Linked DNA regions of Mus musculus: region 2 is linked to region 1. A link is a loop called in an ENCODE intact Hi-C map of the cell type or tissue named here. Cell type or tissue: heart. All regions are shown on one strand.

The links. Peaks named below come from ENCODE experiments on the same cell type or tissue, not always from the same donor. Only the 100,000 strongest peaks of a DNase experiment are listed, where the experiment ranks them.
Region 2: it touches region 1 in a loop (5-fold over the local background); 26 of 42 quality-filtered maps call a loop at or near these places.

What each region holds. Positions count from the first base shown.
Region 1 is chr2:130,287,538-130,295,537 of GRCm38, forward strand. It overlaps a transcript of Ebf4 not described here. Among named protein-coding and RNA genes, the nearest start is that of Ebf4, 4.4 kb to the right of the region's middle. In heart, CTCF peaks have their summits at 4,134 (motif pointing right) and 4,337; DNase peaks (open chromatin) are centred at 4,105, 6,154 and 7,624; H3K4me3 peaks cover 1,071 bases; H3K27ac peaks cover 877 bases; H3K27me3 peaks cover 2,846 bases.
Region 2 is chr2:130,408,487-130,416,486 of GRCm38, forward strand. No RefSeq gene overlaps it. Among named protein-coding and RNA genes, the nearest start is that of Tmem239, 6.0 kb to the left of the region's middle. In heart, a CTCF peak has its summit at 6,157 (motif pointing right); a DNase peak (open chromatin) is centred at 3,475.

The DNA.
Region 1 (8,000 bases):
TTAAATATTGTGATTGAAATAAGTTTCAAGTTGATCATGGACTGGTAGTAGGCTCCCAGACAGACTCCATGGTAGAAACGCCATTCAGGCCATAAAACTCAGCATGTAGACAGCACCACTTGCCAAAGGAAAACAAAGTCCTAATCCATCAAACGCCATAGTTCTGGGAAAGTCTCTAAATGTACTAACCTTGCTTATTGGCTCCTGTAGTTTCACTTCTGGCTAACTGTTCTTGTTAGCTGAAGTATGTCCACCCAGTGTGTGTGTGTGTGTGTGTGTGTGTGTGTGTGTGTGTGTGTGTGTGTGTGTCTGTGTCTGTGTGTGTCTGTGTGTGTGTCTGTGTGTGTATGGAGAGAGAGAGAGAGAGGGAGAGAGAGAGAGAGAGAGAGAGAGAGAGCGCTTAAAAGCTCACCCTGAGAAAAGCTCAGAGCTACACTGGAATACACAGTATAGTCACTAGCCTGCTAATAAAGACTTTCCATTGGCTTAAACCCATGTCCAAGTAGTCTTTTCTGGTGGATACCCTACAATACACTTACCATCCACATGTCAGCAGAAGAGAAAAAAAAAAAAAAAGAATTGCCCACTTATAGCTAGCTTAGCACAGAACCTGGGGCCTCACTATCCCACACTCTGCTTAAGGAAGAGCGTCAGTCATTAACCCTCACACAAGAGTATGCTGCAGTCAGATCACACAGGCTCTGGAAACTTCTTGTGGTGTCCATCTCCTTCCATCCCATTCAGTTTTGTTTGTTTGTTTGTTTGTTTGGGGGGGTTGTTTTGTTTTTGAGACAGGGTTTCTCAAAAAACGCCCCGCCTTCCATCCCATTCAGTTATACCACATTGATCATTTAAAGCAATCAGGGTAGGAACTCAGACATCACACAAGTCAGTAAATGCTGCAAACTGGATATAATTTTTGAGAAGCAGCATTGAAGCCGGGCATGGTGGCGCACGCCTTTAATCCCAGCACTTGGGAGGCAGAGGCAGGTGGATTTCTGAGTTCGAGGCCAGCCTGGTCTACAAAGTGAGTTCCAGGACAGCCAGGGCTACACAGAGAAACACTGTCTCGAAAAACCAAAAGAAAGAGAGAGAGAGAGAGAGAGAGAGAGAGAGAGAGAGAGAGAGAGAGAAGCAGCATTGAAAACTTAACATGACAGGCCCTCCAGTACCCAAGGTATCCGTGAGGTAACTGAAGCTGGGCATAATTAAAGCAGCTCCCTATTCATATCAGATCTCCAGACCGCAGGTCCACTCTGCGACACTTTCCAAAAGCTTGGCTTCCGCAGTCCAGGTTCAAGAGCTCTTGTTCCCTTTCTAGGGATGGGATGGCCAGCAAGATGAAGTGGGACTAGGTGACAGGCAGTAGCTGCATGAGCTCAGCGGGCTCAGCGGGCTCAGCTCTGGGGGATAACCTATGTGACGTCACACATCCAGCCAAGCATGAGCTATTGACCTCTGCACCCTACACAAACCTGAACTCCACACACATCTACTTAGCCCGGCACTTCTCTATGCATCATGGGTGCAGAAAAGCAGGGGGGAAATCAAGAAAAGACAAAAATCCAAAAGCTACAGACAGAAAGGGGCATAGCTCACTCTCCACTGACCCTGCCTTAATTGTAAGTGCCACAGAGGTCCCTGTAGTCTTAGAGAAGCACTAAGAGAACCAGGAATGTTAATCTTTCAGGGCGTCTCCTCAGTGGAGGAGATAAAATCAAATCCCTGCATTCCATTCAGAAAGCTGAGAGTGCAGGTTGCTAACAACCTGGTGACCTTTTTGCTATCTGTGGAGGCGGACCTCCCTCATCCACCTTTTGCTATAGAGGCAGACCTCACCCACATTCCTCAGAATAATCATCCCGATCTCTTCTCTCCCTAGACCATCACCCACCCTTAGGGGAGATGTCACAAGTGCTCTATAGTCTGCTGACCCCTAAGCCATCGGTCAGAGACCACAGTAGATTGTAGGCCTTTTAGCTGTAGAACCCACTGTCTTGGTCACATGTACTTTGTAAAAGAGTCTCTATGTAGTCACGCCTTAAGCTTTCTTGTGCACCTGGAACTGGACTGATTGGATTGATTGTTGCCTAGAAACCTTTTCCCAAATTATAGCGTTTTAAATATGCTGACAATGAACTGCCTGGCCCTAGACTCCCCGGAAGGCTGATCCAGGTTGACGAGGTCAGTCTGCTGTGGGTTTTTATCCTTATTGCTCCCCACTGCCCACCTGCCTGTTTGACAGCAAGGACCCTTTCACTTCAGTGCTGCTGTTGCTTGGTTTGCTTTGTTTTGTTTTTGAGACAGGATCTCTCTACATAGCTCTGGCTATCCCGTAACTCATTATGTAGACCAGGCTGGATTTGAACTCACAAAGATCTACATAAGCCACCATGAATAGTAATTTATATTTTTATTGTCTCGGACATACACTGTTCTTATTTAACTCTAGGTACCATCAGGAGATTTAGTTTGGGGGTGGAGCTGAAGTGTATAAATTGGAGGGAATGCCCTTAAAAGAACTTGAACTTGGGCATGGTGGTGCATGCCTTTAATTCTAGCACTCGGGAGATAGAGGCAGGTGGATTTCTGAGTTCGAGGCCAGCCTGGTCTATAAAGTGAGTTCCAGGACAGCCAGGCTTACACAGAGAAACCCTGTCTCAAACAAACAAACAAAAACAAAAAAAAAAGAATTTGAACTTACAATTATGACTACTATATATAATATGTATATTATACACATGTTTCAGTATATTTATATATATGAATATATCACAATGAATTCTCAAAGAGATTGGAGAGAGCCTATGAAAAGCCTCATGAAGAATCAGTCTCGGCTACATCCTCTCTCTATTTCACCCCAACAAGAAAAACAGCCTTTCCTGCTCAACCCTATACTTTATACTGCCTGCCCCCCACTTCTAAAGTGATAGCTTTCCAGAGTGATATACAGAAGTGCACGTGCACACACACACCTTCCTCCACACAGGTAAGAAAATAGTCAGGTGTGATAGTGCACACCTTTAATCTCAGCACTCCAGAGGCAGAGGCAGGAAGATTTCTGTGAGTTAGAGGCCAGCCTGATCCACATAGTGAGTTCTAAGACAGACAAAGCTACATAGTGAGAGAGCCTACGAACAAAGATAAGGAAATGTGTAGTATGATACTTCCATCCGGAGTTGGCTGATTTGTAAGTAGCACTGCGTACGTCTTAAGATGTAAATGCGTGCGTATACATGTTATATTTGCTACTGAGCCATTTAAGCCTGATCACGCAAGTAAGCAACCAGTTTATAATCAGAATACAAACAGAATAATTCATGGATTTACTTCTATTTTCCTTCTGGGACAAAACCGCTAGTGCGTACACACTGATACTGCAAGCAAGAGTCTGACCTCCTGATCCACCTAAATAATAGTCACAGTCTCTGAAAAACCAAAACCAGCAGCCATGTGGAGCTTTTCAACCTCAAGAGTTTTTTGAGATTACCTTTAGGCAGCTAAAAGCAGCCATCCAGAGACAGCACTCGCTGCCATTCTCATCTTAGCTTAGAAGGCTACAGCCTCTGGCTTCTCCAGGAAGGAGATGAGTCAAAAGGAAAGCATGGCTCTGCACAACCGCACAGAGTGAACATTCCTTACATCATGAGGGAAAGTAATCGCTTCCTATTTCCCAGTGAGGATAAGGCTGGCTGATTCCTAGTGATTGGCAGGGATATAAACAGCCTAGAATAAGGCAGGTGTAGAGCTTGCCTTTGTTTCAGGCCAAAGATTGGAAATGGGATCTTAGCTTTTTCATCAAAGGCTCCAACATCGTGACTCCCATTGTCTTATTATGTAGGACTGAATGATTCAGCCGAGACACCAGGCCAGGCCAGGATAGGAAAGATTCCCAGGCAAGACCCATCACCATGATGTGTTTGCTGTTTGTTTTTTCTTGAAGCAACTAGGAGACTTCGGCAGTGAATGGCAAGGAAGACAGAGAGCTGAAATATAACCTCCGGGCGACTTTCTGAGACGGCCCTTCTCTGCACTTCCTGGGAGGATGCGAGGAGCCATAATTTTCTAATCATCAGGTGACTTAGGAAGCGAATCCAAACAGCAACCTAACACTCTGGGGACTCCAGGGGGCACTCTAGTACAGTACACAGACTGTCCACTAGGTGCTTAAAACACAGACTGTCTGCTTCTCACGGGTTTTCACTGGGCTGGGGCATGGGGAAAATCCGCTCTTCTGTTTAAACAGTACAATCTCAAGACCAGACTTACCAGAAGAAGAAGAAGAAAAAACAAAAAAAAACAAAAAAACCAACCCTCAGCTCATCAGCATGGTGAGGGAGGCACCATCATGACACCCCAGGTGCAGGGCGCTCCCACCTTTGAGGTGTAGCCAGTCTTCCAGTTCCACTGGCTCATCCTTCTGGATGATAGGTCTGTCTGTCTCTCCTCCCAGGCCTGGGCCCTCCTGTGCTGGTCTCACTACTCCTCCTGCTTCTCTGACAGTCCACATCCTCTGGGAATCACATTGATGTTCATGCAACTGCCACTGTGAGCGTGGGGGTGGAGGGACAGCGCTGGGCTCTATCCGCTTATGCTCTAGCACTGGGCACATGACAAGAATCTTTCTGAGCATGAGCACCAATTTCCATGAAGCAAAAAGGTGAGGTAAGAGCTTCTGGCTCTTCCAAAAGTGAGACCTTGCCTGGGCCAGAGTAGGGAGAGGCATTTTCTATAGGCTCAGACCAAGCCTCCCCTGTCTGTGGCCACGCTTCCACAACCCTTAAAGTCTTGCCTGTAAAGCAATCCTAGTATGTAGAAAGGGGTAAATCTTTCCGCAAAACAAGATGAATAATGTAAAATAAAACATTATTCCAGAAATAGACGTGTGGCTGGATCTGAAGAGAGCGATTCAACTCTGATCTCAATGGCTCATTTGTCCAGGAGAGACCCCGAGTCTCCCAGAACCTTTGCTTCTTGGTTCAGCAGCTCTAACCCAGAAGCCCTTCACTGAGGCTGCAAGGCCTGCTAAGTCTCAAATATCATCCTGGCTGGTCCCTTTCTATCCCATGGGGTTAGCTAGGGTAGAGTAGAAACTATGCAGGTCAGGATAATGCCCACTAATGCCCGCTGTCTCCCAGTGCTGCCTTTCCAGGCCAGCCTATTCTTCCTTTTCCCCGGGTTATTTCTGAGCACTTGTCCCTCAAGTCTATTTAGAGCCACAATGCATCACCAAAAAGGCACAGGGGCTCAGTCCACTGTGCCCTGGAAAGAAGCAATGCCTAAGTTCAAGCGTTCCTCCTGAAGGGGACAGCAGAATAAAACAAAACAAAACAAACCCAGCCCAGAGTATGGGAGTTCAGTCAATGGAGAGTTCTTTGTCAGGCAAGCAAGGGAAAGGAGACTGTCTGGTGAGAGATACTGGATCAGCCAGCAAAAGCCTAGAATGTCCCTAAACAGTCCCTAAATATGAGAAGCCATGAGAGGTTGCTGAACTCTTCCTAAGAAGGTTATACATGTTCCAAATCAAGCAACACTTTAAAACCTGCAGGAGGATGGAGAGTGTTTGGGTGGACACCCAGGGGACAGAAGAGGAAGCTGCCAGGAGAACAGGTTATGTATCTCCTTTAAGCAGGGGTAGAATCTAGTGTTGAAGTGTGTTATTATCAGATTTTCTGTGGGTACTGGGGCAGAGAGAAGGGCATGGGAAACCTCACCGTGGTAGCTGTAGGGGGAGACAAGGGTATCAGAGATTACCTGCCCCATCCCACTCCAAAGCCTGTGGGCTGCCGGAGGCGCTGATATGGACACACACAGAGGGTGCACTGGCTTGTGAAGGGTGAGTATGTGGGAACTAAGTTGTACCACTGTGGCCTACCAGCCCAGTCACTTGTGCTGGGGGCTCTTCCTGCTCCTGTCTTGCCCCGTGATCCAGCCCAGCTCAAATTTCCCCGGTTGATGGGCAGCACAGACAGAAGACAGAAGCCCAAGCTAGAATGTGGTCTTCTCAAACACAGCCTCACAGACTGTGGGGAACACATGGATTCTTGAATAACAATGAGGGGGCGGGGTATACACAGCAGCCTAGCATCCTCATAGGGTGGGAGGAGATAGGGATCACACTTCTTGTCTGTGGAGGGCCAGAAGCCCCAAGAGGACCACGGAGTCAAAGCAGAAGCAACAGTTTCAGAACAGGGAGGAGTCAGACTGTGAGTCTCCAGGAGCAGCCAGCCGAGCCTGGCAAAGCAGCCTTGGTGGCTACTCCTGTGAACTGCTGCAGAAACAGGAGGGGCAGAGGTTGTAGGAGGTAGGGAGAAGGGGAAGGACTTTTAAGAATGGGAAGTCTTAGCCAGACGTAGTAGCTGGCATGCGTGATCCCAGCACTCCGGCTCTCTGATGCTGGCTCTGACGTGACAGGTCTGGGAGGGTCTTCGATTCCGAATTTGTCACAAGCTACCAATGTCAATGCTGCTGATCCAGGAGCCATACTATGAGGGGCAAGGTTTAGAGTCATCTAAAGGGATGTAGAGGCCAGTTGGAAAAGAATTCCTTTTGAGAAACCTGCTTTTGATTATTCTGTGAGTAAAGGCCAAGACCGTGAGAAGTCTGCGTGAGACTGGCAGTGCCCCTTCTTCCTCCTTCACAGGTGACAGGTGTTGAAAAACTGGGCAAAAAAGAGGGAGAGTAGAGACCCAGGAGGTCAGGAGAAGAGGCAGAGGAACTCTAGTGTCACTGGGGTCCTTTCTGTGGATCAGTGCTAGGCAGGATATTAAGGGCTGACGTGGAGCATCCCCCATCTCACCCCCAGGAAGGTGAAGATCTCAGAGTGCAAAGAGCAGCATGAACAAGGCCACCCAACCTTTTGCTGTTCTGCAGGAAACTGCTGGACTCAAACCAAGGTTTGCTGATAGCCCCAAGGTCGAAGGCCAGATGATTTCTGTGCAGATATAAAAGATGAACGGACTCAGAAAGAAGGCTGGAGAAAAGGAGGTGAGCTGGACTTAGGTTTAAGAGCCCAGCTCACCTGAGCCTTTCAGAAACGTCTACTTGCTTTCAGAAGCAAGAGATTTCTCAAAAACTCAGGTGGGAATGTAAACTTAAGTTTAGGTAATCCAGGGACAGGAACAAGAATGGGAGGTGCAGGACTCGGGTAGCTCAGCTTGCCTGGGGCCGCATCTTCACCACAAGGTGAGAGACCCTTAAGCGCTAAGGCGCGGAGGTTAAGCCGAGGTCAAGTGGCACCAAGGGTGCAGCGACTCCTAGAATCAAGCGTTGGCTGAGGAGAGGGCGGCGCATACTTAGGAGAAGAAGATGGGACCACAAAGATGCTGGAGCTTCGTCTGGTGGCGACGGGGAGGCCGTGGTGATTCCCCAGCGTGGTGTGGACGAGCTGCCCTGCTTAGGCCGGGCTTCCTCGCCGCGCAGCCCCCAGCCCATCCTTTCCCCATCTTCCCTGGCCTGGGCCAGCTTCCCGGCGCCCCTCCACCGAGGCCGTGGCCCCCAGCCCGGCTACGGACTCGTCAGGGTCCGCCCCGCCGCCGCGGCCCCAGCCCGGCCGCTCCTCCCCCGATGATGTCACGTCCCTGGCCGCCCCTCGGCCGGCCTCGCGCCCCGCCCCCGCCTCCCCTGGCCCCGAGTCCCCTGGGCCCACCCGCTTGCGACAGCCCTCCTCTTGCCCGTGCTCCCTCCCTACGGCTCCCGCTCCCCAGGGAGCGGCGGCGGCGGCGGGATGGCCAGGGCCCGCGGCCAGGCCCCGGGGAGCGGCGGGCGGCGGCGGCCGCGGCGGGGAGGCGCGGGGACCGGGCCCCGGGGGGACTCGGCCGGTCTGCTGCTGCTCCTGCTGCAGGTGCTGCCGCCCGGGGCAGCGGCAGGCCCGGGGCGCCGGGGCACTCGGGGGCCTGGCGGCGGCTGCGTCTGCTGGCCCGGCGCCGGCCCTGCTTTTCCACGGGACGCGCGTCTGCTGCTGTTGCTGCCGCCCCGGCCACCACCGTCGCCGCCGCCGA
Region 2 (8,000 bases), 120 kb after region 1:
TACCAAGTCAAGTGACAGACATGTTAGCCGATCTGCCCCCAGCTGGGGCCCAGACTTCAGTCCTCATCCACTGCTGACCTCTACCCAATCCCTGCTGCTTCCCAGCTCTTTATCTGGTTTAAATCTAACCTGAAAATCATTGCTTCTGAAGCCCTCTAAACACTCGTGCACCTTGAGCCATGGTTCATTTTGGCCAAAGCCTGACAGAGTTTTGAACTCTGTGTTCCTGGTAGACATCTTCATACTGGTAGATAGCTTCAGTGCCTAAAACCCCAAACCAGTGCTTCATTTTGTAGTTCCCCCTGCAGTGCGGCTGTGTGTCAAGGCCAGACATAGGGATGTTACTCCATTAATGATCTATTCCTCATCTGCTATCTGCTTCTCTCAATCTCTCTCTCTCTCTCTCTCTCTCTCTCTCTCTCTCTCACACACACACACACACACACACACACACACACGTAGTTCAGACTGTCCCCAAATTCTCTGTGTAGCTGAGGATGACCTTGACTTTTGACCCTCCTGCCCCTACCTCCCAAGGGCTAGAGTTACACCGATGTGCTCCCGTGCCTACTTTATTTGGTACCAGTGATCAAACTCAAGGTTTCCTGCATCTTAGGCAAGCGCTCTACCAAGTGAGCTACATTCCCAGCCTTGATAAGTTTTTCTGAATTTCATTTTCTACCTGAATATAACAAAGACATAGACACTTGCTTTGGGACATCTGGCCGTAATACACACACACACACACACACACACACACACACACACACACACACACACATACAAACACACACACACAGTGACTGTTTTTATTAGGAGCAGGATAACTACTCAGCACCAAGGCCAGGCTGTTTGAGTCCCAGAGCACTTTAAGAGGCTAGTAAAGAGAAAACCACATGGACTGGAGAAAATACAACTTAACTGAAAATCCTATGGCTCCTGTTAGAGAGGAAGCCCAGGCCTAATGAGTCTAGATGTCTAGAGTGCAGGGACTTCAAAGTTGTCTGTGGTGGGAATAGAGACTAAGATGCCTAGCCTGGACCATGTATCACTGGCCAGGGACATCACTGCAGAGACCTTGGGCCATTCTAGTTAAGAGGGGAGGAGGAGTTAACCAAGACCATATCCAGGGGGCACCGCGGGTGAGAACAACAAAGGGCTTTTTCACCTTTTCTTGAATCAAAATATACCTCCTGCCCCTTGACCTGCCGCTGTGGGATGGGGAGACACAGTGAAACAGGACCACAGACAGGCTGCCCTTACCTAATTAGAGGCTCTTATATTCTACAACCAAGAAACTCAAATTCTCACAGAGGGCCTTGAGGGCCTTGCTCTTTGACACATGGTTCCAAACAGTGCAGTCTAGGCCTCCCTTAGCTTTTCAGATATATAGCAACTCTGTGAGGCTGCCAAAATGACTCTATAGTTAAGAACACTTATTCTTACAAGAGAATCCTGGTTCAGTCCTCAGAATCTACATGTGCGCTCACAACCATCTGTAACTTCAATTACAGACTATATATCTGTGTGTGTGTACACACACATATGCATATATGTATATATACACATATGTATGTATATGTGTATATATGTGTATGTATATATATATGGGGGGCTTACATGTATCTGCACCATATGACTGCCAGGCATTCATGTGGTGCAGATGTATGTAAGCACGCATACATATAAAAAATTAAATTAAAAAAAAAGACTCTAGAGGGCTGGGGATGTGGTTCATTTTAGTGGAGTGTTTGCCCAGCATGCGGCCTTGGGTTTTATCCCTAGCACCACATAAACTTGGCAGTGAAGCTCTTGCCTGTAATCCTGCACTGGGGAAGTGCACTCAGGAGGAGGACAAGTTCAAGGCCAACCTTGGCTACATATCTAGTTTGGGGCCAGACTGTATTACATGAGACCACATCTAAAAAGAAAAAACAAAAAAGATTTTCCAGCTCCAACTTAGACTGCTGAGCCTGCATTTTCCAAGACTCCAAGGTGACAGGTGTGTTTTTGAGGCACTGTGTTAGGGCATGCAGTTGAGGATCGTATTGTGCTGTTGATGACGGTAATGTGGGAGGGAAAAGCATGCCGAGGAGGGGGCAATAGAAGGGGCAGAAGCTACCTGGATCAGTCTTGAGATCTTGGTATAAAACACAGTTCTCATTTCACACATTTAAAACACAGAGTGGCACAACAGTATTTCTTTTTGCAAGAACACCAAGAAACAGAGTGGCACAAAGGACTAGCCCCAAGCAAATGGAGTGGGATATCGTGTGAGAGCTTGCAGAAAAGAGAACGCTGGGCATGGCACACACCTTTAATCCCAGCACTTGGGAGGCAGAGGCAAACAGATCTGTGAGTTCGAGGTCAGCCTGGTCTACAGAGTGAGTTCCAGGACAGCCAGGGCTACACAGAGAAACCCTGTCTCGAAAAAACCAAAAAACAAAACAAAAATCAAAATAATCCCTGAAATCCCTTAAGTATACAAACCCGTCCACTTTGAGTTTAGAGGATTTAAAATGAAAGCAAATGGAAAACACACACACTGGAGTCAATGTGTCCCAAGCTTTTCCAGCTGAGCCAAGAGGAAAGAGGGGTCCCAATTGACCTGATGTCCCAAACCACTGTGTGAATATTTTTGCCCGCCCTTCCTGACCTCACCCAGTGTTTTGTGTTTTGTTTCTGATGGGGTTGGAATGAGGGGCTGGGTTCTACCAATGGTTTGCTTTACCCAGAAAAGATGGTCAGGTATGACTCAGCTGATTCATACCAGTATATTATCTTGATACTGAGGTGCGTGTGTAGTACATGCAATATGACCTTTCTATCTCTGCCTCAAGGACTAGGGAGAAAAGGACCTAGAAGGATCTCTAAAGATGGTCAAAAGGGAAGGTACGCACCTAGGCACTCATTGATGCGCACGCCCGGCTGAGAGGGACAGGCAGGAAAGGCGTCCCTGGAAGGAAGACAGGCAGCGCCTGAGAAACTTACAAGGCCCAGTGTGGTAAGACTAGACTCTGAAGGGCATGCGCAAGGGTGACCGGTCCTTGGCCAAAGCGAGGAGTGAGAAAACCTCACTATCCAGGAGTAGGAGGCAACCTGCACAGCGAGGGGGAAAAGACCATAATCAAGAGCCCACCATTGCTGTGGGGGCTCAGCTGTGCAATGGGAAGAAGGGGGAAGATTGCTGGCGGGGATGGGGGGAGGGGAGCGTCTGCGGTCCTGGACGACTGGACAGACATCTGCTCTAGAGAGTGGCCTTTGGAAATCCCCTTTTGGCTAAGTGGAGAGGAATAGTGAGGGCAGCTGGCAAACACTGTGTAGAAGGGGGTGGACAAGAACCTGACACTGATAAGAAAATCCCAAGCCCAGCCTGGGATACGAAGACCATGGGCATCCACAAGGCGAAGGACTGCTGTCCTGGACCAGGAAGAGGCTCAAAATCCCAGCACGGGGAATCTGGTGCTCAATGTAGTGAGGCGCGCCCCCTGGCGGAAGTCTGTGGCCCTGGCCGTGTAAAGGCCTTGGCTAGGGTCCCTCAGGCTGAGCAAGATTCTACAAGCTTGGATGTCAGTCTTGAGGTGAATGGGGCAGAACTTGGGGGCCATGGAGAAATAGCAAGTCTACCACCATCAGGATGACAGCTTTGCTGACTCCTAACTTTCTTTCCTAAATCTTAAGTTGGCTACCCCAGCAAGAGAAACTTTAGGCTCGGAAAGTTCAGCTGAGAATCCTGGGACAGCCGGGATTCCAACTTCTGGCTTGGCCCTGGGTGTCTTTGGTGAGAATCTGGATACAATTAACTTTGTAAAACATCGTTTTCAGCTGAGTCAACGTTTCCATTCATATTTTGTAATGGAGCCATTGCTTCCTTTATACTTCTCACCTTTCAAGTATTTTCCATCTTAAAAATAAAAATATGTTAGAGCTAGGAATGTGGCTTAGTGGGAGAGTTCTTGCCTGGCTGACATGTGATGCCCAGGGTTTGAGCTCTGATACTGCAATAAGATAGTTTTAAAAGAGATTAACTTAACATGTTAATTCTACAATAGTTTCTTCCCTGCCTTTAAATGTCTGACAAATAAAATAGAAAATGTTAGTGTGTGCATCAATATTTCATGTATGTCTGCATGCTCAGAGGCCATATGATAAGCCTCAAGAAAACCTCTATTTCCTCAATTTCCTAATTGAGTTCCCCAATTAGGTTAGAATGGCTGGTCAGCCAGCCCCAGGGATCTGTCTGTCTCTGTCTCCCCAACACTAGATTCAAGTGTGTGGCACAGTACTTAGTGCTCTTGTGTGAGTTCTGGTGACCCAACTCTGGTCCTTATGCTTGCAAGACAAGCACTTCACCTACTGAGCTGTCCTCACAGCCCAACAGTTCACTTTTTAGAATAACCGAGTAGTATTCCAATGGGTGATGTACCGAATTAATTAAGCCACCTGTTGGTGGATGGGCCTGAGTCATTTTCTGCTTTTATTATTACAACTGTGAAGTCTTCATATGAACCGGTTCCTGTTTTGTGTAGATAAACACTTATAGGTGAGAGAGCCAGACCATATGGTACAATCTTTTCTATATTAGCCATTCCAGCAGTAAATGGTGCTACCTTGTCATGGTTTATACTGGGATTATTCCTAGTGGCTGAAGATGGTGACCATCTGTTGACATGTTTATTTACAATCTGTCTTCTTTCCTTAAGTGTTCAAACTGTTTGCACTCCCTTAAGTTTACTGGACTTTAAGAGCTACTTATTCTAAACTAGACAAAGGAGTGCTTCTCTATTTTAGAATCAAGTCTTTTATCTGATAGTCTGATTTGAAAATACATTCTCCCAGGTTACAGCTTGCCTTTTCTTAACAGCTTTTGGGAGAACAGGAGTTTTGCGTTTTAATGAAATACAGTTACAAGGAACTACACTGGTTTGAGTTCACCAAGAAGCTGTCTCTGGAAGCAGTGTTGTCCTTCCTCCACCCCCACTTCAGGCCCAAGCATGTTTGTCTCAAAGTGTCTTCCAACTCCCCTTTGTGTGAGGGTAGACTGGCCTAATTTCTGTGACAGGGAGGGAAGAGAACTGCAAAACTGCTTAACGTTGTATCTACTCCACATCAAGGTGGCCTGGACCATGAAGATGCCAAAAATGCCAGTGTAGGGAATCTGGTGCTCAACATGGCAAGGTTCACCAGCTGGCAGAGATCTGAGGCTCTGGCCAAGAAAGTGCAGTCGTGGCTAAGGCTCCCAGAGGGGTCGGGATTCCATCTAGGGGGCACACCATTTTCAACAGAGGTTACTAATGTTTCTCCATAACATAGCGTCTACAGCAGGGGAGAAAACCACAAATTCATTCCTGGAGAGCTCATCTATAGAGATTAGAAAGTTCAACCGAGAATCCGATGGACTGCCTCAACTTCCCTTGATGGTTTCTACTGGATGTTGTGCCTGACTTTAAGACATTATAGCTGGGGCTGGAGAGATGGCTCAGTGGTTAAGAGCACTGACTGCTCTTCCAAAGATCCTTAGTTCAATTCCCAGCAACCACATTGTGGCTCACAACCATCTGTAAAGGTATCTGTTGCCCTCTTCTGGTGTGTCTGGAAACAACTGTAGTGTACTCACATAAATAAATCTTTAAAAAAAAAATCTCTGTTGCTATTTATTCTTTCACTTGGATGCTCCACCTAAGCAAACACTGTCCCACCTGGGGTTCTTTCTATTGGGAATCTAGCTGACTGCCTGAATGCTTCCCTAGTGCATTTCTGCAGGGTGTTGTGAGCACTCAAGTTGATGCTTAACTCTCTCTCTCCCTCCCCCTCTTCTCTCTCTTTCCCATCTTTCCCTTTATAGATATGAGAACAGCTAGAGGTACTGGAAAGTCCCTCTGAAAACTCCCTTCTGAAACAGGGTCTATTTAGTCTTGGCTGTCCTGAAACTCACGTAAGTTATGTAGATCATGGTGGCCTCAAACTGACAGAGATCCTCCTGCCTCTGTCTCCTGAGTGCTGAGACTAAAGGCGTGCGCCACCATGCCTGGTCTGGCTTTTCCCTTGTTACTTATTCTTTTCAATGACTTTTTAATGACTTTATGTGTAGGGATGTTTTGTCTGCATATATGTCTCTACACATGTGCTTCCCTTGTTCCCACAAAGGCCAGAAGAGGGCATGAGATCCCTCCGAATTAGAGTCACAGGAGTCACAGAAGGAGCCACCCTGTGGGTGCTGGAAACTGCAGAATCTCTGGAGGAGCAGCCAGTGCCCTTAACCAGTGAACACCTCTCTAGCTCGCCACTTATTCTTTTTAGTTTGCCTCTATAGTTAATAAACTCTCACGCATCATTCTCTGGACCACACAGTACAACAGCATATCAAAATGTTATTTTATGGGCCTGATATGATGACACATACCTTTAATAAGCACTCAGGATGCAGAGGCAAGCACACCTCTGTGAGATTGAGTTCCAGGACAGGTAGGACTACATAAACCCTGCCTCAAGAAAAATTTTATATATTTTATGCTTTTGGTGTTATATCTAGAATATCTTTGTCCAATAATAGACTACCAACTATTTTCCTCTAGATTTGTAATTTAAAATTTAACATTCTGAGTTATGAACTATTTCCAGCTAATATTTGATATTACAAATGGTATGAATTACAAATAGAAATGAATCTTCTTCAGATGGCTATGCAGTGACTTCTCCACTTTTTGAGTCTATCCTGTAATAACTTGTCTTTACATTTTAAAAATGTTATCCTTTGTGTGTACAGGTATTATGTCTTCATGCACATCTGAGAACTACATGTGTGCCTGGTGCTCACAGAGGGATCCTGCCTACCAAAGGGAGTCATTTCTATTACCTCTGGCAAAAGGACCGATGGCTCCATTGACATGCATCTGTGGCTGCATATCAAACCCCTACTCACAAGTACTTACACATTTCAAAGTCCCCAACACCAAGTTCCTGTCCCCAACCCCTATGCCCTAGCTACTCACCTTCCTTATCTCCACTATTCCTTCCTCTCTCTCATGTCCCTAGCCCTCGACATGGCTGGTCAACTTCTCTCTCTGCTCTGAACTTTCCAGTACCTCTAGCTGTTCTCATATCTATAAAAAACCTTAACTATAACATAGAGCAGCCATGTCTGCAGTTCCCTTACTGTGCCCCCTTGTACACTACTACATGGCTTCCAGAAATTGAACTCAGGTCATCAGTCTTGGGGGCATGCATCTTTACCTATTGAGTCATTTTACTGACCCCAAGTAAACATATCCTTGAGGCAAAGTCTTCCTGTGTGGATCGTAACTAACTTGTACATTCACTTAGTACTAAATTACCTTTAAAGATAGATTTCCGTTAGATTTTTTTTTTGCATAGATAATCTGCCATCTGCCAGTAAGTCGTTTTGTTGTCCAAACTCTAACATAGCTTCTGACCTGTGGGGGAAGTATTCAGTTCCTTTCGTAAGTTTGATTTTAACTGGTTTTATTTTTAATGTGTATTGGCATTTCACCAATGTGTGCACATATATATGTATGTAATATATATATATATATATATATATATATATATATATATATATATATATATATATGAGCACACGTGTGTATATGTATATGAGCACATGTGTGTGTGCTCTTGCACATGCACACCTGGTGCCAGAGGCCAGAAGAGGGCATCAGATGTCCTGGGACTAGAATTAGAGCTGGTTGTGAGCCACATGTGGGTACTGGCACACTTCATCACTGACTCATCTATCCAGTCCCCATTTTACTATTTCTCATCCATTCATGGTCTGGACAGAAACATTTTTAACTGGATAAAGTCATCAAAAATCGACAGTAAACTAAAATGTATTTAATAAAAAAATCCACAGACAATTCTTTTTAAATATTCAGTTAAACGGGGCTTTGGAGATGGCTCAGTTGGTACAGTGCTTACCATGAAAGCACTTCAGTCTGGGCCTCTAGCACCTAGTATATGGTGGCATGCATCTGTAGTCC